Linked DNA regions of Homo sapiens: region 2 is linked to region 1. A link is an interaction called in ENCODE POLR2A ChIA-PET data of the cell type or tissue named here. Cell type or tissue: OCI-LY7. All regions are shown on one strand. Each heading gives the region's core, and the rest is flanking DNA. Links, peaks and the distances in the headings are about the cores only.

Region 1 (4,402 bases), core at 142-4,141:
CACTGGTGATTTCTGGGAGGTTTTGTGATTAATTTTATCTCGGTGCTTATGAGAAATGACACTTAACCTCATGTCTTTGAACCTTGACTTTCATCTGTAGAAAATGGAAATGTTCTGTTCCATAGAGAGTCAGTTGTACTTGCACTGGTAAAAGAAATGATTGATTACTTTGAATATTCTATTTAAGGAAATGGTACACAGCATACTTCTAAAATGTAGATGGGATGGAATCCTTTTTACAAAAGAAATGAAAGTAAAATTTCCACTAAAATTGGCAAGCTTTTGTGGGTGTACCTGTTTCATCTTCAGCATGACTTGAAGAGGAACTTTAGTCAGTGTATATGTTTCCACTTACTGAAAGTGAGTATGTAAAGTAACTAAACCTATAGTGGACTCTTTATTTAGAAATAGATACTGCTACTTTGGAAGGGAGTGGATTGAAAGAGTTGAAAAACTAAAGAGAAGAGAAAACTGAATCCTTGGGGGGAAAATCTTAATGCAAGCACAAATATAACACCAAATTAAATCTAGGAGGAAAAGTAGTTTGAGCACAAGGGAAAATAAATTTTAAAATTTAAGGGTATGTGTACGTTTTATGTCACGCTGTGGTATACTCTCTGGTCTGAATCCTTGTGATAGGAATGATTTCATTTGCTTCAAACACCTCCCTTTTTCTCCCCTACCCCCTTCACATAACCTGTGGGAGATTTTCTGTATTTGGCTTATGCCCATGTTTTGAAGTCACACAGTGTATTAAGTAAGATCTGATTGCAAAAATGGTCTCTGTTAAAACAGGCTGTTACACAAGATGTTACCATATGTTCATTTCACGAGACCTCACACATGCTTTAAGGACCATCATTATTTCAAATCTAAGTAGTTTATAGTTCATATTTGTGTCAAATATTCCATTTGCAGCCTCTAAAATTCTTGCCATCTCTGTTGTCCTTTTTTTTTTTTTTTAGGTCTGTGCTGCTTCCTGGAGAATACAAACTCCTTGTAGTCAGGGTCTGTGTTTTATACTTTTATCCATTCACTACACCTAATGCTGTGTTGGATATAAGGTCCGGGAAATACTGTGTAAAAATTGCTGGTTGAATTTTGGCAGATCTTGGTAACGTGATTATCAGGATATTCCAGGGGAAGTGGCATTAGTATACTTAAACTGATAGTTTAAGTGTCATTAATTTGGTGGATGGTGGCATTTTGGGGAAAAGAGCCGGTTTATTGGATGATAAATCAGGACCCTGATCTAGACAGGCTGCATTATGAGCTAAATCAAAGAATAAATTCAAAAGATATTATTAGGTATGGTACAGTACTGGGACATGAACGAGCAGTTTCCCCACAGGAAGGGGAAATAGAAAAACGCCCAAAGGAAGTACTGTAGGTGAGAGAGACTTGAGGGTTGTTAGAGACTGCTTGAAAAGAGAATGCTGCATAGGCGTAGTTTGAAGTTGAGGGTCTTCTGTCCAGGGTAGGCTGGCTTGCTGTACTTGGTGCTGGCAAGTACCTTTAAAAGGTATTCATTGGGTATTTTCACAAGCACATTTCACTCATGCAAGTTCGACCTCTGGAGCATAGCAAAAAGTGAGTGATTTCGTCCCACTGTTTGACTGAGTTGATATCTGACATTGGACCAGCAGCAGTGACAGAGGTAGCTCTTAGGTCTTAGGATCGCAGCTGAGAGGATGTGGCTGACTCAGTAGTTCCAAGATAGCTTCCTGAGGCCCCCCCACTTTCCTGATGTGGCAGAGGCACCAGCACCCCTTGTGGGCCAGTTCCATGTGGTTCTGGGAGTCTTTCCTGGAGGCCCGGCATAGAGCCTGCTCCCTTGAACTCTTCAGTGATTTTATAAGCACCTAATTCTCTATATTAAATCCCTTTCTGCTTAAAATAGCTAGCTCATTTCCTGCAGCCTGACTCTGGCTGAGGCTGAAGAATTTTATAATGGGAATGAGCTGCATTGGAAACAGAAGTGTCACTGCAAGTATCCTGGAATGAGCAGCAGATAGATGGATAAATGGATCAGTGGTTCCCAAATGCATGTACTCAGGTTCCTTCTGCTCCCCTAGTGGATGCATGTACACTGGAATTGTCTGAGAGAGCTATTCCTCAAACACAGATTCCTAGGCTCTATCCCTAGAAATTCTGATACGGGGGAAGTGCTGGAACCCTTGAATCCATATTATCTCTGAGAGATGGCCACATTGGCTATTACTGGACTAAATTATTTCTTGACTCTAGGAGCCAGTGCCCATGAGAATTCTTTTTAAAAGGGAGGAAGTGTTTAGGAGCTACACATTTTTAAAGATTCCACTACAGAGGATATACCTTTTCTTGGATATAAAGGGATTAATCCTGTAAATACTGTCAGAATGTGAACTCTACAGGATTTCCCTCTTTTGTTATTACTGGAGGAAAGGAATATATTTCAAAAATGTTACTGAATCCAGAATAAAAATTGAGTTGTCTGTAATGAGAGTTAAAAATTCATGTGACTACCTTATTATACAGTATTTTATTATATAAACGTGGCATTTTACAGTATAATACGCTATTTTATTGTATAAAGTGCTGTTAGTATATTTTCTTATCTCTGTTTATAGTTAAAGGAAAAAGACAATGGAAGTTATTTAAAATCCGGAAATGCCTCCTAAGAAGAGAGGTCAAGGGATTATTTGGAGAACTGGCGAATTTAGGATAATTTTGTACTGTTAGAGTTTGCTGAGCTCTGGAAGCCAGGTGTTTTAAGGATCACATGTCTGGTGTAAGCACTTGTTCTTCTCTTATTCTATTTCCCCACCTCTCCACCACCTCCCCACCAAACCCCAGTCCTGATTTCTGCCCTTCTCTTCATCTTCTGGCCCTTTTAAGGTGCATGCTAACAGATGAAGAAGGAAATCACCATTGTTCTCCAGTCTAGTAGAGCCTGCTTGATTGAAATTGATTAGCTCTAGATGATTGGAGTCCTTGTAGCAGCAGGGGTTATATGTCAAATGGATCTCCACTGAAGGCCAAAGCTGTTCTTCCTCTGCAGCTGCCAGGCTGCTTGAAATTAGGCAGAATGATTTTGCACTTGGATAATAGTCAGGAATTAACTGCAGCTTACAAAGCACTGCATAATTATGGGAAATGTGGATGGTGCTAATCAAATGCATCTGCATATGGCATTTTCATTATGTACAGGAGGCGTATGTGTGCACAGAAAGGGAATGAGCTTGTGTAGAGCTTGTATGGGTACATGTGTGAGAAGATGCATCTGTAGAAATGGCCTCCTCTTTCCTACATGGAATCCTGACAGAATGATTGAATTAGGAGTCTGGCGTGTGTGCTTACTTGCTATTAGTGCTTTTTTTTTAAAAAAAAAAAAAGCTTTATTGAGATACAATTCACATGGCATACAATTTGCCCACTTAAAGAGTGCAACTCAATATTTTTTAGTGTATTTGTGGGGTTTTGCAACCAGCAGCACACTCTAATTTTAGAACACTTTTATCCCTCCTAAAATAACCTGTTGGTTCTTTTATAAAGAAAATGTAGTTTGTACTTTTCGACGGACACTTTTTCTTTTTTTTTTAAGTGGGAATTTCAGATCATCTTCAGCCTTTTGCAAAATTATACTGTTTCTCGGAAAGCATTTGTTTTTATAAATAGTCATAAAATGTTTCTTAACGTTCCAAAGGTTACCTGCTGACTTTTGGACACAATCTCATGAATTATGTTTTAGTTGCTGGGTTCATGTACCTACTAGTTGGAATCTTTTCAGCTTCAAGTGACAGATTTCACTCAGCTAGCTGACGCATTAAAGGAACTCATTGGCCCTGGTAACCTGGAAGAAGCAGGGGTATTAGCTTCAGGCACAGGTGGATTTAGGGATTCTCTCTCTTTCTCAATTCTTTTTTTTTTTTTTTTTTGAGACAGAGTTTCGTTCTTGTTGCCCAGGCTGGAGTGCAGTGTTGGCGATCTTGGCTCACCACAACCTCTGTCTCCCGGGTTCAAGCAATTTTCCTGCCTCAGCTTCCCAAGTAGCTGGGATTACAGGCATGCACTACCACACCCGGCTAATTTTGTATTTTTGTAGAGACGGGGTTTCTCCATGTTGGTCAGGCTGGTCTCGAACTCCCGACCTCACTTTATCCACCCGCCTTGGCCTCCCAAAGTGCTGGGATTACAGGCGTAAGCTACCGCACCCAGCCTCCTTCTTAATTCTTTTATTTCCACATTGGCCACGTTCACCCCATTATAAGTAGGGGGACTGCGTGTGGGAGTGGGGCGCACATCTGCAGCAGCAGTGGCGGAGGGGAGGCTGCCAATCAGGTGCTGAGCCTCACCTCAGTTTGCCTGTATTTTGTGTCACTGGCTTATAAATTACTCTAGGTTTTGATTTATTTCTTCATTC
Region 2 (4,402 bases), core at 274-4,273, 74 kb after region 1:
AAGTCTTGTAACCGCAGCGGACCTAGAATTTCGCTTCACTCTCAATGTGACTCTCCCTCATCACCTGTTGCCCTTGTGTGCAGACGTGGTTCCAGGACCCAGCTGGGAGGAGTCATTTTGGAGGCTCACGGTCTTCTTTGTCAGGTAAACCACTACTGTCTCCCTTGTTCTCTCACTGAGTAGAGAAGTCATCCAGGCAAGTTGTGTGAAAACGTGAACTGCCCGAGTGTAGTCAAAGTATATGAATTGAGTGGAATTGTTACTGCTTCAAGAACTGTGACATCCATGAAGTATTCACTGGTACACTTTAAGGTTATAGTAAACTAATCGTAAGAGAGTCATAGGACCTAGAAGTATCATAGACAGTTGTGCTCCATATATAGTGTGTTCATAGGCAGTCATGGTGGATGATATGAATGTTAATTACTTGTGTTAGCTCATGCAGTGATGATTTGAGATTAGGAGGCTGGAATGACCCTTTTTGAGTGATTTCATAAAAATGGAATTGTAATGTCAAATTTATAAATATGCACAATTTTGGAAACTTTTGTGTGTGTGTTTAAGGAACATCAGAAATTATGTGATAAATCTTAGGGAATTTTAATACTGCATCTTCAGATGTTTTTCGTAAATCATTCCCCACTCTTCTGTAATGAAACTAGTCTTTTGAATGCCAGTCAGAACCATGCAATACTGAACCTTGTTGCTTTCTTCCTCAGTTTGTCCCTGTTGGGTGTGATTTTAATAGCCTTCCAACAAGCACAGTACATTCTCATGGAATTCATGAAAACAAGACAGAGGCAAAATGCTAGCTCCTCTTCACAGCAAAACAATGGTCCTATGGATGTAATCAGCCCCCATTCTTACAAGTAAGAATTCTTATAGTGTGGTTGGGAGCGGGGGCGGTTTCTCACTTTTGATATTACTCATTTCTGATTTAATTTTAAGTAAACATAAATTTTGATTCTACATTTGCTTTCATAAAATTTTAAGTCATTATGTGAACAGCTGCCCCATTATTATTATGAGATAGTCTCCATGCAAGGACTTAGTTGATGGGTATTCTCATTGGCAGAAAACTCTTGGAGCTTTGGAAGAAGGGAAGGTAAAACTTACACTCAGTACTGATTGCTACCCTTTTCTCATGGATATGGAAGCAGACAAGTAGAGTTTGATTTGATTTGCCTCTATGCTAAATGTTTTTCTTCTTAAATTCAGAAGCAATTGCAAGAACTTTCTCGATACATATGGCCCCTCTGATAAAGGCAGGGGGAAGAACTGCCTTCCAGTGAACACTCCCCAAAGCAGGATCCAGAATGCTGCAAAGAGGAGCCCAGCCACCTATGGTCATTCTCAGAAGAAGCACAAATGCTCAGTGTATTACAGTAAACACAAAACCAGCACAGCTGCGGCCAGCAGCACCAGCACGACTACTGAGGAAAAACAGACTTCACCCCTGGGCAGCTCACTGCCTGCTGCTAAAGAGGACATTTGCACTGATGCCATGCGTGAGAACTGGATCAGCCTCAGATATGCAAGTGGCATAAATGTCAACCTGCAGAAGAATTTAACCCTTCCCAAAAACTTACTGAATAAAGAAGAAAACACACTGAAAAACACAATTGTTTTCAGTAATCCTTCTTCAGAATGTAGTATGAAGGAGGGAATACAGACATGTATGTTTCCTAAGGAAACTGACATTAAAACTTCAGAGAACACAGCCGAGTTCAAGGAACGGGAGCTCTGTCCACTGAAGACCTCCAAGAAACTACCTGAAAACCATTTACCAAGAAACTCACCTCAGTACCACCAGCCAGACTTGCCAGAAATTTCCAGGAAAAATAATGGTAATCTTTTCATCCCCTTTGATAATTCTCTCCTGTTTGTACCCAGTCTGTTTTTAATGGAATTGTTCTCACCTGTGACCGTTAGTTTTAATTGTGGATGCTGAGTTTTAGCAAAGGTTTAAATATTGAAAAAAGACAAAATGAAAAGTTCAAGACAAGACATCAAGCTTTTAAAATGTTGTGACTAAGAGGTTTAAATTTTAGTACATAAGTTTAGAAGACTATGAATATCATATTTTCTTGTTGGGATGGACATGGACACCTTTTTCTAATTTTATTTATTTATTTATTTGAGATGGAGTCTTGCTCTGTCGTCCAGGCTAGAGTGCAGTGGTGTGATCTTGGCTCACTGTGACCTCCGCCTCCTGGGTTCAAGTGATTCTCTTGCCTCAGTCTCTCGAGTAGCTGGGATTACAGGTGTGTGCCACCACACCTGGCTAATTTTTGTAATTTTAGTAGAGACGAAGTTTCACCATGTTGGCCAGGCTGGGCTCAGACTCCGACCTCAAGTGATCCACCCCTTTGGCCTCCAGAAGTGCTGGGATTATAGGCGTGAGCCACCGAACCTGGCCTAAATTATTTTTTTTAGCTCAGATTTTCAGACTATCTGTAAAAATTAATCAGCCCATGAAATGTTTCTGACTGAACAAAACTTCAGCTATTTTATTTAACAGCTGCCACCATCTCAGGTTGCCTGGCCCTGGTTCTTCTCTAATTGTATTCCTTGGTTAAAAGAAGACAGATGTTCTCATGTACCAAAAACAGTTAAGGAAAATACAAGCCAAAGTAGACTAGGAGGATGACCTCCATTGGGAATTGTCATTATCCTTTAATAGATCCCTTTGGCCTCTAGCATAAGGGCCTGTGCTTATTTATTTTCTTTTTTTGTCCACCCTGACCATTTGAATATACGTATTTCTGTACCTGTTATAGTCAGATTTGTTTTATTTTGTTTGAAATAAGGTCTGGCTCTATCACCCAGGTTGGACTGCAGTGGCGCAATCTTGGCTCACTGCAACCTCCACCTCCGGGGCTCAAGCCATTTTCCCATCCCAGCCTCCTGAGTAGCTGGGACTACGGGCACATGCCATCATGCCCAACTAATTTTTGTACTGTTTTGTAGAGATGGGGTTTCACCATGTTAGCCAGGCTGAGCTCGAGCAATCTGCCTGCCTTGGCCTCCTAAAATGCTGGGATTACAAGCGTGAGCCACTGCTCCCAGCCTATGGTCAGATTTTTGACAATTTTTAATCTGGAAAACTCAGTCACCTTTTGTCTTATTTGAAGCATCTAAATATAACTTCATCTTTTTCACTTCTTGATATTGGAGAAGAGGTACAGAAATATTATGGATTGACTACTTCTGATGAGCTTTTATGCATTTGGTGAAAATCCTCAACTGAATTTTAAATGTTCTGTATAAGGACATTTCTAATTTAAAAGAAAGTTGGAGTCCTCTGAGGGGAATGTGGTCTAGGCAGCTGCACACATGCATTCTTGGTGCATTTAGTCCAACCCGTTTGTACCGTTTCCCCTGGCAGTGGTGCACACGCCTGAAGTGGACTTATGTCTGCAGGGTGGACACTGTGCCCTGTCTCCTCCACCTGGCGTGTGAGTATGCCCCCTGGTAATGCAGTTCACCCAGATCTTCAAATCAAACCATGGCATACCTTGTCTGTGGATGTATTATGATGGGGTGATTGGGTGTCTTATTCTGTTTCTCTCCCAGACACTCTCTGGGGTCTAGAATACAAAACATTTGTGAAAAGGTGAATTATGGAGTGAGTCCTGTTGGACATTTCCCCTGTTACGTGAGTCTTTTAGGCTTGAGCACAGTCTTTGACATAGGATGACTTTGCACACACTTGAAATTAGAGTTGAGGGAATCCTCCCTCCAGAAGTGCTTCTTCTGTGATCGCTTGTGCCCACAAGAGATATGTGCCTGCAAGATGCAATGCCCGTGGCAGTGTGGTAGATGGATGGGAGGGACCTTCTATATCTTAATACTTTAAAGCAGTTGAAATATAAAGGCATGGATGAGAAATGTAGTGTCAGAGTAGGTCAGAGGATTTGAATTCTTCTTCAGGATCCTCCTGTCTAGTACTTGACATTCAATGCCAATAGCTGAGCCAAGATGAGCAGGTAATAACACTTTAATAAGCGTGAGTAAATTTAATATGGGAGTCTGGAAACATAGAGTTTGCCTGTATCATTGTAGATGGTAAACCTGCCCAGAATCTTTCCTTCCTGTACAGATTACTAGTATGCTTATAATGTTTTAAATGGCAACAAATCTTTCACTGCCAGAATTTAAAAATACTGTTTGGCTGGATCAGCAGCATGTTAAGTGGTACCAGAGTGATTGTTGATCAGATCAAGTAAGAGCTGAGGAAAGAACTTTTGCTTTCCACCATGTTCAGACCAGCAAATTCAGAGGTGCTAATTCACAGTCCTCTACGTGTCTGCAGAAGTTATATGTTAGCAGGAGATTCCTCCCAGGGAAGTTTGTACATGGACATGCATTTTGTTCTGACTGTTTTATGTTCACAGCACTG

What was found. Peaks named below come from ENCODE experiments on the same cell type or tissue, not always from the same donor. Only the 100,000 strongest peaks of a DNase experiment are listed, where the experiment ranks them.
Region 2: POLR2A ChIA-PET joins it to region 1 with 5 read pairs; 2 of 35 experiments call an interaction of 5 or more read pairs at or near these places.

Annotation. Positions count from the first base shown.
Region 1 is chr4:153,529,086-153,533,487 of GRCh38, forward strand. All of the region lies in intron 3 of TMEM131L (transmembrane 131 like), which reads left to right. The region is part of intron 2 of LOC105377498 (a long non-coding RNA gene); the gene reads right to left. Among named protein-coding and RNA genes, the nearest start is that of TMEM131L, 65 kb to the left of the region's middle. In OCI-LY7, for the core only: CTCF peaks have their summits at 2,079 and 2,278; no DNase peak of the experiment used is centred there; H3K4me3 peaks cover 1,048 bases; H3K27ac peaks cover 2,779 bases.
Region 2 is chr4:153,602,584-153,606,985 of GRCh38, forward strand. TMEM131L (transmembrane 131 like) reads left to right here. Exons shown (of 35, transcript NM_001131007.2): 23 at 1-144; 24 at 720-869; 25 at 1,219-1,847. Among named protein-coding and RNA genes, the nearest start is that of TLR2, 79 kb to the right of the region's middle. In OCI-LY7, for the core only: no CTCF peak of the experiment used is centred there; no DNase peak of the experiment used is centred there.